Linked DNA regions of Homo sapiens: region 1 is linked to region 2. The links are chromatin loops, found by intact Hi-C in ENCODE. Cell type or tissue: MCF 10A. All regions are shown on one strand.

Region 1 (2,500 bases), 190 kb before region 2:
TGCCTTTTTCTATTGTGACCACCCCAGTCCTGTGCTGTCAGGGATGGTGTGGTGGCAAGGGAGCCACAAGTGGTTGTGGGGTGCACTCACCATATTTGGCTGCTTTAGCGGCAGCCAGGGCTCCAGGTACTGGGGAGAAAGAAAAGTTGGGGAGTGGTCAGGAGCCGAGCTCTGTGCCTGGGAGTTCTGCCGCCTCCTCTAGAGAGCCCTCCCTGACTTCCTTGGCCTCTATTGCTTCCTCAAAGCCCTGAAGCTGTACAGGCACAGAGCTTTAGGGCTGAACAGTGCCTCCACCTTCCGTCTGCCCCTTCCTTCTCTCCCCAGGCCTAGCATGGACTGCCTGAGGCTGGGCACAGAGTGGGGCTCAGTCACCAGCTGGTGAAGAACTGGAGTTCCTAGTGGTCCCCTGGCCACAGAGCACTGCTGAAGGGGAGCCAGGCTGATCTACCTGCTCCTTCCCTGGTTGGAGGGCAGGCTTTTTCTCAGTCTGGAGCCCTGCCACCCCTCTACTGAGGAGGCAGATACTCTGCAATTGGGCAGCCTGGGGTCCCTTGGCCTGGTCTGCCCTCCTCCCGCTATCTGTTACCCCCAGATGCTTAGGAGAACCTAACAAGGATTTTACTATGCACCCCTGGGTGATGAGGGGGTGCTGGGGAGGTGCTGAGAGGAGGAGGGATCTCCTTCCCTGAGCTCAGGGGACAGGCTCCGCCTAACTCCCTCATCTGCACCTGCCCCGAAGCCAGGAACACCAGCACCAACTCCAAGTCCAGGAACACCAGCACCAACTCCAAGTCCAGGGACGCCGACACCAACTCCAAGTCCAGGGATGCCAGCACCAAGCCCAGCTGCAGCTCCTGCAGACAGAGGGCAGTGGTGGCGACAGCAGGCAGGGAGCATGCCCCTAAGGAGGTGTCCTGCCCAGGGAGCTGAGCCTAGTCCCAGAGGAAGGGGCCCAGATCCAAGCAGCGGCCTCCTCCCTGGCTGTTGCCCCTAACCAGCTCTGAGATCGTTGGGGAGAGGAGAGAAAGGTGGGCGAGGCACTCACGGAGCTGGGCTTTGGCAGCCACCTTGGCAGCGGATTTTGCTGCAGCTGAGGGAGGGAGAGAGAGGGGGATTAGAGATGGAGGCGGGGCCCATGGAGGCTTCGGGGGCCCCTCAGGCTCATTGACTCATGAAACTCACCTGCAACTCCACCAGGGCCAATGCCGGGAGCCACGCCAACGCCAGGAGCCACACCAACTCCAGGAGCCACGCCAACTCCAGGAGCCAAGCCAACTCCAGGAGCCACACCGACACCAGGAGCCACGCCAACTCCAGGAGCCACGCCGACACCAGGAACTAACCCTGCAAGATTGAGAAGAGCTGATCATTAACCAAGACCTGATCAAAGAGGACAGAAGCTTATGGAAAGAGGGCTGGAGCCTCGGCCCTGGCATAGATTTGCTGTGTGACCCTGGATCAGTTACTTTCCCTTGCTGGGCCTCAGCTTCCTCCTCCCTAATATGAAGTGTGTGCAGGCTCAGGAGTTCATAACTTTGTTTTTTTGGAGACAGAGTCTCACTCTATCGCCCAGGCTGGAGTGCAATGGCGTGATCTCGACTCACTGCAACCACCACCTCCCGAGTTCAAGTGAGTCTCCTGCCTCAGCCTCCTGAGTAGCTGGGACTACAGGTGCGCACCACCATGCCCGGCTAATTTTTTTGTATTTTTAGTAGAGACAGGGTTTCACCATGTTGGCCAGGCTGGTCTTAAACTCCTGACCTTGGGTGATCCACCCGACTTGGCCTCCCAAAGTTCTGGGATTATAGTTGTGAGCTGCTGCATTTGGCCAGGAGTTCTTAACCTTTTCAGTGACAAGGACCCCTTGGAGATTTGAGGCTGATGGAGGCAGATTTACATTATATAAGGGACTTTGTAAGACAGAAAGGCTTTGGGTTCAAATCTCAGCTCAGCCACCATTTAGCTGTGCAACTGTAGGCAAGTTACTTAAGCTCTGGGAACCTCAGTTTCCACATCTGTAAAATGGGAAAAATAAAATCAACTCTGTAAGATTTTTGTAGGCCAGACACGTTGGCTCATGCCTGTCATCCCAGCACTTTGAGAGGCCAATGTGGGAGGATCGCATACAATTTTTTTTTTTTTTAAACTGGGCATGGTGGCATGTGACTGTAGCCCCAGCTACTAGGGATACTAAGGGGGAATAATGGCTTAAGCTAGGAGTTTGAGGCCTGCGGCGAGCTGACGGCATCACTGCACTCCAACCTGGGCGACAATGTGAGACCCCGTCTCAAATAAATAAATAATAAAGATTGCTGTGTGTGAGAATATGGGGCTCAGCAGACCTGCAGTCGAAATGCTCTCTGGCCTATTCAGTCCTAGAGATTCTGATCTGAACCTTTCAGCCCACAGGTCCCTAGGGCCAAGGCCTACAGACCCCATGCCCAGGGCCTGACATACAGTTGAGCTCTACAATTGGTGCTGCCACGATTTGCCATGTTCA
Region 2 (2,500 bases):
CCTGAAGGCTGAGTCTTGGGGATTGGAAGCATCACAGCCTGAGCTGGCACAGCAGCATCAGCCACCCATGCAGCAGGACCCTGTGTCCTTACTCACAGGTTAGGGGAGTGCTGAGATACTGGATAGGTTTCCCCTTTCCCCAGGGAGACAGATGGCTCTTCAACAGATAGCGGGTGAGTGGGTGTGGTTGGTTCTGTGGATGAATGGATGGGTGGGTGGGTGGGTGGATGGATGGATGGATGGATGGATGGATAGATGGATGCATGAATGGGTGGATGAATGGGTAGATGAATGGGTGAGTGGATGGTTAGGCAGATGGGTGGCTGAATGGATGGGTGGTTGGGAGGATGGATGGATGGATGGGTGAATGGATCAGTGGATGGATAGATGGATGGATGGATGAATGGATGAATGGATGGATAGATGGGTGGATGGATGGGTGGATGAGTGGGTGGATAGATGGATGGATGCATGAATGGGTTGATGAATGGGGAGATTAATGGGTAAGTGGATGGGTAGGCAGATGGGTGGGTGAATGGATGGGTGGGTGGGTGGGTGGATGTATGGATAGGCAAATGGACCAGTGGATGGATAGATGAATGGGTGGATGGATAGACGGATGGATGGATGGATGCATGAATGGGTGGATGAATGGGTAGATGAATGGGTGAGTGGATGGGTAGGCAGATGGGTGGGTGAATGGATGGGTGGTTGGGAGGATGGATGGATGGATGGATATATGGGTAAATTGATCAGTGGGTGGGTAGATGGATGGATAGGTGGGTGTGTGGATGGATGGATGGATGGATGGATGGATGGATGGATGGATGGATGCACGAATGGGTGGATGAATGCATAGATGAATGGGTAATTAAATGGGTAGGTAGATGGGTGGGTCAATGGATGGGTGGTTGGGTGGATGGATGGATGGATAAATGGATCAGTGGATGGATGGATGGATGAATGCATAGGTTGTTGGGTGATGATGGATGGATGGATGGATGGATGGATGGATGGATGGATGGATGGGTGGATGGGTGGAGGGATGGATGGGTGGATGTGTGAGTAGATGGGCAGGTGAATGGGTGAGTGGGTGAATGGATTGGTGGGTGGGTGGATGGATGGTTCTGTGGATGGCTTTGTGAGTGGGTGGATAGGTGGATGGATGAATGGCCAAGTGCATGAATGAATGGGCTCCTTGAAGCCTGGCTCACAACTGTTTCTCAAAGCTTTCTAAATCTCTGAAATGTGAGGCCCTGGCACCCCCCAGAGGCCAAAGTCTCTAACTGCCCATCTCCCCTAAAGCCCTGGGCACCAATACTTCTGAGAACCAGGGGCACGCACCTAGAGAAAGTTAAGGATTCTGGGAAACAAAAAATCTAGAGACCCAGTGCTGGTTCTGCCCTTGACAGACTGTGACCTTGGGAAAGTTCAACCTTCTGAGGCTCAATTTTCTCAGCTGTAAATGGTGCTAATCAAACCTGATGCCTGTGTTGCTAGGAGATTTAAACCAAATTATGAGTAAATTGTCTGAGATGTTTGATATCTGGCCCATAGAAGATGCTGACGGAAAGTGATTTCCTTCCCAGAGGCAGTCCTGGGCTCACATGCAGGCACACACATGCACATCACTCACACAACATCTCTCCAGCCCATTAGGGAAGAGGGAGTGAGACCATAGGCTAGGCCAGACCAGGAGAGGCAGATGGGGATACATTTATTCTCTGGGAGTTTCTTGCTCTGGCAAAACTGTTCCAGACTCTGAGTCCGAGGACGCAGACAGTGAGGGCAGCAAGGAAGACCCTGAGACCTCCTGGGGTTCAACCTCCTGGGCCTCGGCCAGCTGGGTCGTGTGCTCAAAGGCAGCCTGCAGCAGGTGGGAGGCCAGGCAGGTGGTCCAGGTGATGAGATAGGCCAGGTGCCAGGAGGTGAGGGCAGTCATAGTCTCCACCCACCAATACAGACGTCTCAGCTGTACCAGGAGCTTCCTTACCACGCAGTTCACTTGCAAGGCCTGGAACAGGGAGACAGATGGGCAGGTGGCCCTTAGGAGCTCATAGGGTTACACTGCTTGGCTGTGGCTCCCCCCTGCAAGCCCAGCCAGCCCTGACCACACCCAGTACCCCAGGTTTGCCCTCCACACCCCAGCCTCACCCCGAGACCACCCACCTTACTGAGCTGCCTGCCCAGTCGGAAGCAGTGGGACTTCTGACACACCCTCCAGGTCACTACCACCAAGAGCAAGGCCACCAACATCAGGCCGTGCAGACATGACAAAAACAGATCTGTCCAGATGGCCACAGACAGGCCCAGCTGCTCCCAGGCACTGAGCAAGGCCAGGCCCAGGCCCTTGGTGCTGCCCCACATGCCAGCCCACATCAGCCTGGGTCCCTGTAGCACCAGCCATACGGGGACCTGTATCAGAGCCAGCCCAGCCCAGAGAGCCTGGCCCAGGGGGCAGGCTGCAGCTCCCAGGGGTAGGTGGGCCTGCCAGTTACAG

What was found. A loop is a pair of places that touch in the nucleus more often than their neighbours do. Peaks named below come from ENCODE experiments on the same cell type or tissue, not always from the same donor. Only the 100,000 strongest peaks of a DNase experiment are listed, where the experiment ranks them.
Region 1: a loop joins it to region 2, with 17 times the contacts of the local background. A loop is called at or near these places in 5 of 110 quality-filtered maps.

What each region holds. Positions count from the first base shown.
Region 1 is chr7:74,058,730-74,061,229 of GRCh38, reverse strand. It overlaps ELN (elastin), which reads right to left. Exons shown (of 33, transcript NM_000501.4): 23 at 1,183-1,344; 24 at 1,046-1,090; 25 at 729-854; 26 at 91-129. ELN-AS1 (ELN antisense RNA 1) reads left to right here. Exons shown (of 2, transcript NR_183555.1): 2 at 1,198-2,325. Among named protein-coding and RNA genes, the nearest start is that of ELN-AS1, 2.3 kb to the left of the region's middle. In MCF 10A, no CTCF peak of the experiment used is centred here; a DNase peak (open chromatin) is centred at 1,199.
Region 2 is chr7:73,865,091-73,867,590 of GRCh38, reverse strand. It overlaps TMEM270 (transmembrane protein 270), which reads right to left. Exons shown (of 3, transcript NM_182504.4): 2 at 2,170-2,500; 3 at 1,701-2,014. The coding sequence ends at 1,718. Among named protein-coding and RNA genes, the nearest start is that of TMEM270, 5.2 kb to the right of the region's middle. In MCF 10A, a CTCF peak has its summit at 1,262 (motif pointing left); a DNase peak (open chromatin) is centred at 1,260.